3 separate regions of the Homo sapiens genome follow, and regions 1 and 2 are each linked to region 3. A link is a contact called in ENCODE Hi-C or POLR2A ChIA-PET data. All regions are on one chromosome and are shown on one strand. The core of a region is the stretch at or near the end of the contact, and the rest is flanking DNA. Distances in the headings are between cores, read along the strand shown. Region 1 holds the start of MARCHF9 (membrane associated ring-CH-type finger 9). Region 2 overlaps LOC101927608 (a long non-coding RNA gene). Region 3 overlaps RASSF3 (Ras association domain family member 3).

Region 1 (4,359 bases), core at 543-3,042, 6.9 Mb before region 3:
TTATCACATCATATATAAGACGGATACAGGATTGCACATGTGCAAGAAAGTTACCACCACACCCCCTGCACCCTCCAGACCACCACAATGAATGAAAATGACATGCCCCCTTCTGCAAACCTTGTGACTACTCATTTGGAGTTATTGTGCTTCCCTCTTTTTCCCTAGTGCCGCTTTCTTAGCACTTAGCACTGTCCAGAACACACTTGTTCCCAAATGGCCTCTGCCCAGACACCTAGGTAGACACAAGTAGATTTCTCCTACTTTGTTTTATTGGCTCCAAGGTCTTTATCTCCCAGCCCTTTGGGGGTATGGGAGTAAAGGAGGAAAGCGGTTAGTGTCTCATTTGTGAGAATTTGTCTAAAATCTAAAGCCATTTTATTACCCTATTTGCCACTCCTTCCACTCTAACTTCTGTTTTCCTTAACCATCTGGCTGAGAATATAAGAGTTCAAACTAGAAGATGAATATAAACCATGACTTAGAGCAAAATAGAATACATATTAATACAGATGCCTCCTCTTTCCATCCTGATACTTGTAGCCCTGGGCCCCTCCTGGCAAGGGCAGCTGGAACACTAGTAAGAAAAACCTCAAGGACTGAACTGACTAAGGGGCTCAAGAGGTGAATGTTTTATTGGCTACCTTGCTAGGGGTGGGTGCTTTGTAAGCCTTCTGGAAGGCTAAGATAATTGTCTGTGAGTTTTTCAAACTCCCTTCCCACACCAGCATTCCCCACTTCAGCCTCACCTTCCACATAAGACCTTCACAGCTTACTGTCTTTGCAACAGAAGACGTCCTCTCTGTCTGCTTGGGTCCCAGCCCCTTTTTCTGATTCATTCATTAGTCCATCCAAAACATTTGAATACTTCATGGGAACATTACTGTCTCTCCATCACTTTCTATTGAGGAACCTTAATTTGGCAGTCTGTCCCAGGCTCTGTCCCCTCCCTTCTTCTGTTAATTACTCTTTCACTAATTAAATTTTTTCCCAGTATGTTTGACCCAATGAGCTCCCCTGGAATCCCTTTTCCCTCAGCTTTGCAAAGGGGAGGAGAGGGAGAATGTAAGTGTAAGAAAGAAAAAAATGTGATGGGGGTAGAACTTGGCCTCAGAGGGAAGTCTCCATAAAAGGAAAGGGGTAAGTGTGTGTATTGTTCACTTCAGTGTAGTGGAGGTGAGGGCAGGAGAGTACCAGGAAAGACACTCCCATCCCTTTAGCACGCCTACCTCCCCTGCTCCCTCCCTCACCTCCTTCACACATTACAATCACAGGCTTCTGTTTCTCAGACAATCCGATTCCATTCCTTACACACCTCTCTTTCCCAGTCCCCATCGATCACACTTTTCAGCCCTTTGGGTAAAGTGTATATTGCTTGAGTCCCACCCCTGCCCATGTACCTCCCTCACACCTCCGACACTTGCACAGCTCTTTCTTTGCACATTCCCATTTTGCACAAGCCTCACCCTCCCTGGTACACCTGCGTCATTTAACCACTCACCTTCCATGCTCACCCGCTCATCCCCCACTCCCAGACACACACCTAGTCAACTTGTGTGCACACTCCCCTTCCTTGGCCACTCCCCTTCCTCCACCCTCCTCGGGATCCCACACTTGCCCCCGCCCCTGGGACACCTGCTCGTGCGGGGCAGGGCGGGGATGCGCAGCCGCGGCCCCTTCTCCTCTCCCCCTCCCCGCCCCGCCCCTCCCTCCATCCTTCACCCGCTCCCCGGCGCCCGCCCCGCCCGCCCGCCACTCCGGGGGGGTCTCCGCCGCCGCCGCCGCCGGAAGGAGCCGCCATTTGCCACCGCCGAGCGCACGGGCCGAGCCAAGCCTGATCCCGGAGCCGGAGGGGGACTGGGACCGAGAGAACGGCGATGGGGGGCGGCCCCGCCGCAGGAGGACCCGGGCGCGTAACCCCGGGGGCCCGGCCCGCTCCAGACCCAGACCCGCGGGGTGCGGCACCCTGAGCCCCCCTCCCCGCCCCCTGCCCTGGCCATGGCCGCCCACCCCGCCGCCCCCGGGCCGCCAGCCCGCTCGGCCCCGCAAGCACCGGAGCCCCGGCGGTGGCAGCAGTGAACGGCTGTCGCAGGCCCCGAAGACCCCGGCCCGGCTCGGCTCTCTAGCGCGCGCCCCCTTCCCGGCCTTGTCCTCTCCCCTCCCCCCGCCGCTAGCGAGCCCCCCTTGCACGCTGCCCCCCGCCCCCGGTGTCCGGACGATGCTCAAGTCTCGGCTCCGCATGTTTCTGAACGAGCTGAAGCTGCTGGTGCTGACAGGCGGGGGGCGGCCCCGGGCCGAGCCGCAACCCCGGGGGGGCCGGGGAGGCGGCTGCGGCTGGGCGCCCTTCGCTGGCTGCTCCACCCGGGACGGCGACGGCGACGAGGAGGAGTACTACGGGTCGGAGCCGCGGGCCCGGGGCCTGGCCGGCGACAAGGAGCCGCGGGCCGGACCCCTGCCGCCGCCCGCGCCGCCGCTGCCGCCCCCGGGCGCGCTGGACGCCCTGTCGCTCAGCAGTAGCCTGGACAGCGGACTCCGAACCCCTCAGTGCCGGATCTGCTTCCAGGGCCCGGAGCAGGTCAGGCCTGGGCACCTGGCCGGGCGCGGAGGGTGGAGGCGCGCACCTGGGGTGTCAGCGGAGACCGCGAGCAGGCGCGGCGCCTAAGGAGGCTGGGCGGGCCCCAGGACACGGAGTGGGAATGGGGTGAGGCCGAGGGGCTGGCAGGGGACTCCTGGAGCGCTTGTTTGTGTCGGAGGGTCAAGGGTCCCCAGGAAGGGGTGGGGCTTTCTCCCCGGAGAGCGCAAAATCCCTCTCACCCATTAACAGGGACTGCTGTTCTCTCCTATTTCCCTCGCCCCAGGGTCTCCGTAAGCTAAGGGGACCTGTTCTCTTGCAGGTGGGCAGAAAGGAGAGTGCTTCTGTGCCCCCCTTGAAGGGAGGGGCCCAGCCAGCGCCCTTGCTTAGCTCAGTATTTCTCCCCGTGGGGCACTTTTTTTCACTTCCCATTCTGCAACTTTCTATCTCATTCTAAAGAGTATTCTTTGTTAAAATTTTATGGGCAAAGTTGTCCCAGAATAGTGCCAGGGGGTGTCTCTGTGTAGTGAGAATTGATTCCATGATTAAAGGGAAACACCCTTCACTCCCACCTCCGCGATTTCTCCCCTTTTTAGTACGTGGAAACCGAGGACCATAACCCATCCCAGTTTGCGCCAGATCTGTGAAGTAACTTTACAATGATGGGGTGGGGGAAGGAAAGCATGGCTCAGAAGCTCTAACACTCCCCTCCCTCCAGATCCTAAGAGGAAGCCTTTCTTTTGAGAAGTCTTAAAGACTACCCATCCCAAATTCTAGGAAAAGAGAAGACCCAGCCCTTCTCCCCTCTAATCCCCCCATCCCTTTCCATCTTTCATCTCTTTGGTATGGGAAGTTTCCCTTGATCTCCAAGGGAAGCTTCTTTTCTGTTGCAGCCTTACTTAGCCTCTTGCCCTGTCTTGGGTGAAAGGCCTGAGTTATTTAAGGTGGGAAAGTGACCTGAAGAGGAGGTTTCCCTGTCGGGGAGCGCGGCTGAGTGGGGTCGGGGTGGTGATGGCTGACAGGGCCCCTCCTCACTCTTCCTCCAGGGGGAGCTCTTAAGCCCCTGCCGCTGCGACGGCTCAGTGCGCTGCACGCATCAGCCCTGCCTCATCCGCTGGATCAGCGAGAGGGGCTCCTGGAGCTGTGAGCTCTGCTACTTCAAGTACCAGGTCCTGGCGATCAGCACCAAGAACCCACTGCAGGTGAGGTGCAAGGAGAGGACTCGGAGATTGGGCGAGGACCTTTTAGCTATTGGACTCAGGGACCCTCCAGGAAGCCTATTTCATTTACTCTTTTCCCAAAGCCACCCTTCCCCGCCAGTTACCACAGTCTCCCGTGTGTCTGTATATCCTTCCTAAGCCCTTAATTTATTCACAGAGATATTTATTGGGTGCCACTTATATTCCAGGCACTGTTCTAGGCACTGGGACAATCACCACTCCCCACCCGCCACAAAAAAAAAGAAAAAAGAAAGAAAAGAAAAAAAAAATGCTGGGCGCGGTGGCTCACGCCTGTAATCCCAGCACTTTGGGAGGCCGAGGCGGGCGGATCACGAGGTCAAGAGTTTGAGACCAGCCTGGCCAACATGGTGAAACCCCGTCTCTACTAAGAATACAAAAATTAGCCAGGCGTGGTGGCTCGTGCCTGTAAGCTACTCGCGAAGCTGAGGCGGGAGAATCCTTGAACCCGGGAGGCAGAGGTTGCAGTGAGCCGAGATCACAGCCACTGCACTCCAGCCTGGGCAACAGAGCAAGACTCCGTCTCGAAGGAAAAAAAAAAAAAAGAAA
Region 2 (4,695 bases), core at 1,338-3,837, 6.8 Mb before region 3:
TGGGGACCAAACTGCCGCGCCCCAGAGCCCGCCGCCGCCTGTCCCCGCGTCTGAGGTCCGCAAGGAAGAGCTGCGGGAATGCACGCCCGGGGAAGAGGCTTTGTGAACCGAGGCTCGGCGCGCCCCCCACCCGCGCCCCTCATGGGCAGCCGGGCCCAGCCCGCCGCCCGGGCCCCTCTGGGAAGGGCTTGGAGGCGACGCGGGGGGTCGGGGGAGGAGGGAGCGTTCCTGCAAATCACATGATTTTCCCGCTTATATAAATCACAGCTTGTTTTTCTCAACCAGCTGCAGACTTAAAGGTGCAGTGTCTTCTTTCTCTCCCAAGGGCAGAGGTTCCCCAGGGTGCTTTTGACGACCCCTGAGCTGGGGTGGGGTGGTTTCACCAAGCAGGGGTCAGGGTTCAGGGTTCAGGAACCCCCCACCCCATCCCCCATCCCCGGGATGTTTCCTTTTAGCTCGGGACCAGGGAGGGGCATGGAAATCCGGTCGCCAAATCAGCAGGCAGAGCCGAGCTGGGGCGGCCTCCAGCGCCTCGCCTCGGTCAGCGATCACTCTGGAGACCAGCGATCCCCGTGGGGGACCCTGAGCTGAGGGGTTACAATGAAACTGGCCGGTGGCAGATTTGCGGTGGCCAAGAGCAGACTTCTAAGGGTGATGCTTACTGTTCTGACCAGCCCTGGTTATTTGTTTGAGGCTAAGTTATGTGAGAAGAAAAACGAGCTCAACACATATATCCAGCACCTATCATCTACCTATTAGGCACTGTAGGGAGAAACCAAGACCTTTTAGACAGTCGTCACCTTCAAGTGGTTTATAGGATTTAGGTGATGAGATATGTAGATATAGACATAGAGGCAGACACGAGATATAGAGATTAAATAGCACTAGTCAGTTTCAATGCCTGTTCCAGGCTAAACAGAAGAGCGTTACAAGGCTGTGCATAATTACTTGCTTGATCAACAGCACAGATAATGAGTCCTTCAGGCCTTGGGAAGAGGGCTCTGGAGGCCCTGACTGAGAGGTGGGCCAGAGGCAAGGCAGGAGGGGGACAGGCAGCTGGGGGAGGATGGACGGCATGTGTCAGGAGGGGAGAAAGGAGCATGATGTTGGAGTAATCCCTTTGCTAAACTGAGGAACTGGAGAGAGGAGGAGTGGGGGATGAGGGTGGGAAGCCGTAGGGGGGCCAGGTGCAGGTGGCCTTGAGTGCAGGGCTGAGTGTGGACTTGATCTGGTGAAGGCAGTGGGCGAGCCTGCAGAGGTGGGAGGGCAGGTGAATGGTATGATGAAGGGGGTGTTTTTAAGGACCAGAAGTCTGGCAGCAGTGCGCAGAATAAACTCGAAGCATTGATGGAGACCCGTTGGAGGCTTCTGCAAGGAACCAGGCTGACGTAAGGTCACAGTGCTGGGGTGTTAAGAGAAAAGGTGAAAATGAACAGCGAGAAATAAGAGATTTTGAAGAAAGAATGGAGATAATTGATTGTGTATACAGCAAAGGGGAGAAATCACCAGAGGTGATGTTGATTTTGAGCATGGATGGCAGGGAGAAGATGGCAGCCCTGCAGCCCTTAGGTGGAGGGGGGGGTGCGCCAGTGGCCAGGGGAGGAGCTCCTTTTGGAGATGGCGTTTGTGAAGACAATGGGCTCTTAACTGGGAAATGTCCAGTGGGCTGGAAGTCAGAGGAAATAACTCAAGGGATGAAAGAGATCTTGCAGATCTTACAGGGAGATCACAGAAAGGGAGAAAGAGAAGTAGGGCCAGGGGACACCCACGTTTAGGAGTAGGAGCCGCTGGCAAGGCTGTGGAAGGAATATTCACACCCCAAGGACAGACCAACCTGGGCACGAAGTGTCTCTGCCTGACCTTGGCCAAGTTGTTTATTCTGTCTGCACCTCAGTTTTCTCATCTATAAAATGGCACTAACAGCACTTGCATTACTTTCTGTGAGGACGATGTGAAATGTCTGAAGCATCTCACACACTGCACAGTGTCTGGTGCAGGGCAAGCACCAGCTGTTCTTCCTTTCCACACTTCCCTTCCTGCCACACCCTCTATGTCCTTTCATGGCAGCCACCTGAACACAGTTTCTCTCCTTTTAAATTGTTGTTGTTTTTCTTCTTACCCCTCCTCCTCTTCATCTCCTTCTTCTTTTTCTAGAAGAAACACACGGTCTTGTTTGCATGACCAATTATTTGAACTGGAAATACCCTCCATTATGAAGGAAGGAAATAATAAATTTTTTTCCTAAGGGCCTCTTAGCTGAAGCTGGCTATTACCTCACTGGATCCTTCCAGCAGCCCTGCAGGGTTTGGGAAGGCAGGTATTATCAGGCCTTTTTCCCCCCTACAGCTGAAGAAATGGAAGAATGGTTGTAAAAAGTTTTATTATTCTGTTGAGAACCACATGTCTAATCAGTACTCTCTAGCTCAGAGCTTTCTAAACTTCTATTTGTAGCCCTTTATTTTTGGAAATAATTTTACTCGGTAGTCAAATAAAATAGATATAGGCAACCCAGTTCTGGTTTCAGTGCAGTGGGGAGGTTCTGAGTCACGACTGCTTGGCTGTGCTCCCACTCCCAGCCCCAGGCCAGGCTGAGAAGTGGGGCTTTCCTTGTGGGGTAACCCAGCACCCAGAGCCTCTCCCTCTACACTAAGCTTCATTCTTTTCCTTTTCAGCCACAAACTTCCTGACTGTGAAAGCCAGGCCCCAGCCCAAGAAGGCTTCACAGACCCCTAGGTGTGCCCTCTGTGTGAGCCAAGTGTTGACCCTGGCGATGATGCCAACAGCCCGACTCTGCCCAGCTTTCAGCCGCATGAGTGTGAACCAGCTGAGCGGCACCAGCTCAGGGCAAGGCAGAAGGCCAGGTGCACTGTCTCTAGGCAGGCAGGATGAACAGCAGCACCTGATGTCACAGCGGCCGGGGAACCACCCTGGTTGGGGCATGCTAACCCACCCTGCTAATATGCTTTGGGTCCTAATTTCCTTTTTGAATGAGTTTCTTAAAAAAAACAACTTGTTAGGTGAAAAGACAGTTTGTGGTTTTTAGAATGATGATTTGAGTAAGGCAAGTATTGGTAAAATGCTCTGCAGATAGTTATCGCATACGCTAATGCTTACATAAGATAAACTCCTGGCAATGGAATTAGATGAAAGTATATATACATTAAGTTTTAAAATATACACTATTTAAGGCAGATGAATAGACATAAAAAATAAAAGCAGCTTAAAAAAATAACACTGTTAACACAAGCAGAATGCTGCTTTATACAACCTTGATCTTGCCATCCCTTCCCTTCTACCTAGAGGACACCAGGATCCAGAATTTGGTGTTTATCATTCCTATACAGTGCTTTTAATGTTTTAACATTTTACGTAAATTATATTTTACTGCATGTATTCTTCTGAAACTTGCATCTTTTATTATTGTGATTCAGGGTGTTGTTCTGTTGCCCATGCTGGGTAGTGGTGTGATCATGGCTCACCATAACCTCTAACTCCTGGGCTCGAACTGCTACCTCAGCCTCCCGAGTAGGTAGGACTACAGGCTTGTGCCACCATGCCTGGCTAATGAAAACAATTTTTTTTTTTTTTTGGATACAGAGTCTCACTGTGTTGCCCAGGCTGGAGTGTAGTGGCGTGATCTCGGCTCACTACAACCTTTGCTGCCCAGGTTCAAGTGATTCTCCTGCCTCAGCCTCCTGAGTAGCTGGGATTACAGGTGCCTGCCACCGTGCCTGGCTAATTTTAATTTTTTGGTGGTTTTTAGTAGAGACAGGGTTTCATCATCTTGGCCAAGCTGGTCTTGAACTCCTGACCTCGTGATCCACCCACCTTGGCCTCCCAAAGTGCTGGGATTACAGGCGTGAGCCACTGTGCCTGGCGAAAACACATTTTTTGTGGCAACTGAGTCTCATTATGTTGCGCAGGCTGGTCTTGAACTTCGGGCCTCAAGCAATCCTCCTGCCTCAGCCTCCCGGGTAGCTGGGATTACAGGCATGCGCCACTGTGCCTGGCTGAAACTTGCATCGTCTTTTCCTCAGTATTATATTTCTGAGATTCTTCCATGTTGATACCTTTTTAAAGGAAATTTATTTTCACTGTATAACTTCAAATTGTATGAATATACTATAATTATGTATCCATTTTCTGGTTAATGGACATTAAAGTTGTACAGTGTTTTTTTCCTGTTACAAACAGTGCTTCTATGAACATTCTTGTACACATCATCTCTTGATTGTGTATGTGTGGGGGTTTCTCTAGGACATTTGCTTAGGAGTGGAATTACTGACTGGTTCATAGATTATGAGAATCTTCAATGAGATTGGAAGTATTCTCCAGGCCGGGTGCGGTGGCTCACACCTGTAATCCCAGCACTTTGGGAGGCTGAGGTGGGCAGATCACATGAGGATCAGGAGTTCGAGACAAGCCTGCCCAACATGGTGAAACCCTGTCTCTACTAAAAAAATACAAAAATTGGCTGGGCGCAGTGGTTCACGCCTGTAATCCCAGCACTTTGGGAGGCCGAGGCGGGCAGATCACGAGGTCAGGAGATTGACACCATCCTGGCTAACACGGTGAAACCCCTTCTCTACTAAAAATACAAAAAAATTAGCCGGGCGTGGTGGCGGGTGCCTGTACTCCCAGCTACTCGGGAGGCTGAGGCAGGAGAATGGCAAGAACCCGGGAGGCAGAGCTCGC
Region 3 (4,037 bases), core at 270-2,769:
CTTCCGCCTCAGCTTCCCAAAGTGCTGGGATTATAGGCGTGAGACACCATGCTTGGTGACTCTGCTTACTTTAATATCTTAGAAGTTTTGGTACTGAAAGTGAAGAACATTGGACAGACATCAAACGTAAATACAAAACTGTCCCAGGTGGCTCTTCTCATACATTTCACTAGGGTTGAGCAGGACATGCTCCCCACCTGGAAGACCCTCCTAGGGCTTTGTAGGTTTAGCTCTGTGTGACAGTTCTCTTTGTATTCATCACAGGGCGGTCTCCACTTTGTATACCTAAAAGACTTCTGAGAACAGTATTTTTCCCTATTAGTCATACTTTAAAATCTAGTTTAGGAGCATCTAACTTCACATGCTGAAATTTTCTTTTGAAATTTCCTTTGAAACCCCCACACTGCTTGCTCTGTAGCTCATGGAAATCACTTACTTCATACCATGCTTCATTGCAAACCTGCTTTGGTTTGCTTATAAGTCCCTCCATGAATTCAGTGGAAATGTCTCTCCCAGAGAATGTTTTTCTCTTAAGGTCTGGTCCATGGTACTTTATTTGATGTCCTTATTAGAAGACATCTAGAGGAGTCAAGACCTAGACTCAGTTCAGTTTGAGCTAGGCTTGAATTCCATTTGCAACATGGGATGGGCCCACTGCTCCAATAAATGTGATGTTTTACATGTGAAAGGTGCTTGATGTTTTGCTCTATGCAATTCCTAGGCTAGAACCTGTTCTGTCTGTTATTGCACTGGGTATTGCAGTCTGTTGGTCATCAGCAGGTGACTGCCTATTGCCAAAAGAGACGATGAGATGAAAAGTAGGAATTCATGATTTCAGAATCTAGCCTCACTTGGAGAAAGCACCTGTTGGCCTGGGAAGTTCACCCTTCTCTGCTGACACAGGCTGGACCCCACACCTGACCAGGTGTCAGAGCACCTGTGAGAGCTCTGGGACCTCCTAGTGGCAGTGTGATGGTACCACTTACTGAGTGTCATGCCACTGGCATCAGGCACTGTGCATATATTGTCCCCCACTCAATCAGAGCATCTGTGCTATTAATATTTGCTCTTTTTTGTTTGTTTGTTTGTTTTTGGTAAAAGGTCTTTATTTTTTAAAGAGATCCGTAATACCAAAAAAAAAAAAAAAAACCAAACAAAAACCCAAAAACCTCTTGTGGGGCTGGGGTGGGGAGTAAGGTAAACTAGGCTGTCAGCCAAGCAAAGGCAGAAAGGTGGGGTCCACAACTGTCTCTCACAGCTTTAAGTGCTTGGCACCAATAGGCACTCAATAAATAGTTGTTGAATAATGGCTTATATTATATCTTCATAACAGTTGTGTAGATATTCTTTTGCACATTTTACAGTAATGAGAAAACTGAGGCCCAGAGAGGTTAAGTAACTTGCCTCTGGTCACGCAGCTAGAATGTGGCAGAGCTGTGTGATTTTAGACCTAAGTATGTCTAAATCATAGTCCACAGGCCGTCACTAAGCTAAAGTAGAGGAAATGATAGGGCCACATTCACCTTCTCTCTTTTGAACAGTCACTCGTTTTTTGAAGCGGGGGTGGGGACAGAGTTGCTGTGTTGTCCAGACTGGAGTGCAATGGCACGATCTCAGCTCACTGCAACCTCTGCCTCCCAGGTTCAAGTGATTCTCCTGCCTCAGCCTGCTGAGTAGCTAGGATTACAGGTGTGCCACCACACCCAGCTAATTTTTGTATTTTTTGTAGAGATGGGGTTTCACCATGTTGGCCAGGTTGGTCTCGAACTCCTGACCTCGTGATCCACCCACCTTGGCCTCCCAAAGTGTTGGGATTACGGGCGTGAGCCACCGCTCCCAGCCTGAACAGTCACTCTTAATTGCACTATGTTTATTTGGGCATTTTGTTATGTTTTTATGTTTTTAATTTTGATATAATTTCACAGTTATAGAAAAATTAACCAAAAGAGTATAAACAATTCTCAGACCCTTTACTGAGATTTGTTGGGACATATTCTTAGAAAGTCTGAGTTGTGAGCCTGTGGGATTGGGCCGCACTTCTTGAGTAGAGCCTGGGTCATGCTACCCGAGAACTCCTGGGTGCCTGTGAGGTTGGGTGTGTCCCATCTGAGAAAGTTCGCTACTGAAAAACAGTGACGTAACCCCACCCAGGAACTGAAGTGAGCCTGAGAGCAGCTCTCCAGGGCTTGCTGGCTGGAAACAATGAGGGAAGAGTCTAGGATTTATGAAATATTTTTTTGTGGAAGAACTCTTCCTCTGAGAAACTGCTGGAGGGTTTGGGGAATACAAAACAAAACTGACTTATGAAAAGATGACTTGTAACTCACCAAGCAGACGCTCTCAGGCGTGGCATGATGCCCTCACTGGCTGCCAAGAACAATAACTGACACATTATCCACAGACGGCTGCGCCCCATGCCATTTCCTCTCCTGCCATCACAATGAAAGACCAGGGTTGACACTTGGTATTGTATCTATTCCACGTCCGCTGCACCATTTTCTTTTAACCCTTCTTTCTTGCTCTCACCCCTTTACCTGTTGGAGCTACTATGCCCCTCCTGGGTTTCGTTTTCTTCTCTTCCTTTTTCCTGGGCATACAGCTGCGTTCCTAGAAATTGTGGTTCTGATTCATAATCATTGTATGTGGAGGAAGGGGCAGGATTCTACTCTGTGAGGGGACGGGAGGGTCTTTTTTAAAGGGGTAAACAATTGGAAAGTTTTTAGAGTTAAGGGTCTTTCTCTGATGCTAAATGAAACCACTGTCCTCTGTTCCAAGGCCTGAGCTTATATCTTCTTTGCTATGAGACCCAGAGAAACAGTGCTTGGGGGCCATTTTGGAAGCAGCTTGTCCTTTGACCTTCCCCACTCCACTTGTGCAGACACCACGCCCCGTGAGGACGGGCGTGGTGTCTGCTGCTGAGCCTGACTGCCCCACACTTAGGCAGGTACCTGGCACATGGCAGAAGCTCAGCAAATATTTGCTGAATGATGAGGCCTTGGTGTATGATTGCTACATTTTTGGCTTAAAAAGTACAGCATCAGGGCCCTTGGGGTTTTACCTGCTTTTCTGGGATATACTTTCCAGCTGATCTTTGTTTTTTTTTGTTTTTGTTTTTGAGACAGAGTCTCGCTCTGTCGCCCAGGCTGGAGTGCAATGGCGTGATCTCGGCTTACTGCGATCTCCGCCTCCCGGTTTCAAGCGATTCTCCTACCTCAGCCTCCCAAGTAGCTGGGACTACAGGTGCTTGCCGCCATGCCCAGCTAATTTTTGTATTTTTAATAGAGACAAGGCCACCATGTTGGCCAGGCTGGTCTCAAACTCCTGATCTCAGGTGATCCGCCCGCCTCGGCCTCCCAAAGTGCTGGGATTACAGGTGTGAGCCACCGCGCCCAGCCAGTTTCCTTAGTTTTTAATCTCTGAGAAGGAAAGATAATTGTTACGTAAGGATGTCTCAGTTATCTATGTGTGGATGATCCAGGGAAAATTTCTCTTTCCAGACTGGCTTACTCTTTGGATTTTCCTCAAGCTTCTCGGTCTGCCTGTGCGAAGGGGCCTAAGGCTGGGTGTTAAGTCCCATAGCATGAGCAAAACCTGTAATTTAGGGTTAACCAGCTTTACTTAACTCCCATTACCCCTTTTCCTTCTCCTCATTCTTAGAATTCTCACGTGAGTGGTAGTAAGCCCCTAGGATGTATGTATGCTGCTGTGTATGTGCTTAGCCATTTCCTGTGTATTTAATGGTGAACCTTTGGTGATTCCTCACATGGAACCCTTTTGCCCTTGGTCACACTTGTGAAAGCACCTCCACATCTTTGCAATCAGATCAGCCTAGGCCAGGAAGCACCTTAGAGGAGGTGATTGACTCTAGTTCCTTGTTTGGTAGAGAATGAGGGAACAGGCTCAGAAAGGTTAAGCCCAAGGCACAGGGTTAGTTGGTGACAGACCCAGGACTGGGGCCCAAGTCTTGCAGGTGTGGTGCACTTTCTGCAACACCCCTTTGCCCTGCCAACTTCCCATCCCACATCCATGAGATTTTA

Evidence for each region. Hi-C counts contacts between places; a loop is a spot of excess contacts on that map. ChIA-PET counts read pairs that join two places held with the same protein, here RNA polymerase II (POLR2A). Pooled maps may share reads with other maps.
Region 1: a pooled map shows a loop between it and region 3 (2.9-fold over the local background). The contact joins the promoter of MARCHF9 here to the enhancer-like site in region 3. A Hi-C loop is called at or near these places in 3 of 50 pooled maps. POLR2A ChIA-PET finds 5 or more read pairs at or near these places in 2 of 52 experiments (activated T-cell and activated naive CD4-positive, alpha-beta T cell).
Region 2: a pooled map shows a loop between it and region 3 (3-fold over the local background). The contact joins two enhancer-like sites. A Hi-C loop is called at or near these places in 1 of 50 pooled maps.

Annotation. Positions count from the first base shown.
Region 1 is chr12:57,753,311-57,757,669 of GRCh38, forward strand. It overlaps MARCHF9 (membrane associated ring-CH-type finger 9), which reads left to right and starts at 1,793. Exons shown (of 4, transcript NM_138396.6): 1 at 1,793-2,575; 2 at 3,619-3,774. The coding sequence starts at 2,219. RefSeq lists silencers at 1,556-1,795, 2,236-2,335, 2,396-2,445 and an enhancer at 3,796-3,885.
Region 2 is chr12:57,896,549-57,901,243 of GRCh38, forward strand. LOC101927608 (a long non-coding RNA gene) reads left to right here. Exons shown (of 2, transcript NR_187681.1): 2 at 1-284. Among named protein-coding and RNA genes, the nearest start is that of GIHCG, 37 kb to the right of the region's middle. RefSeq lists enhancers at 1,884-1,933, 2,534-2,753, 2,914-2,993. Within about 2 kb of position 2,588, at least 28 of the 41 ENCODE cell types and tissues checked have a DNase peak (open chromatin) inside an H3K27ac peak, as active enhancers do.
Region 3 is chr12:64,677,517-64,681,553 of GRCh38, forward strand. All of the region lies in intron 1 of RASSF3 (Ras association domain family member 3), which reads left to right. Among named protein-coding and RNA genes, the nearest start is that of MIR548Z, 57 kb to the left of the region's middle. Within about 2 kb of position 1,520, at least 34 of the 41 ENCODE cell types and tissues checked have a DNase peak (open chromatin) inside an H3K27ac peak, as active enhancers do.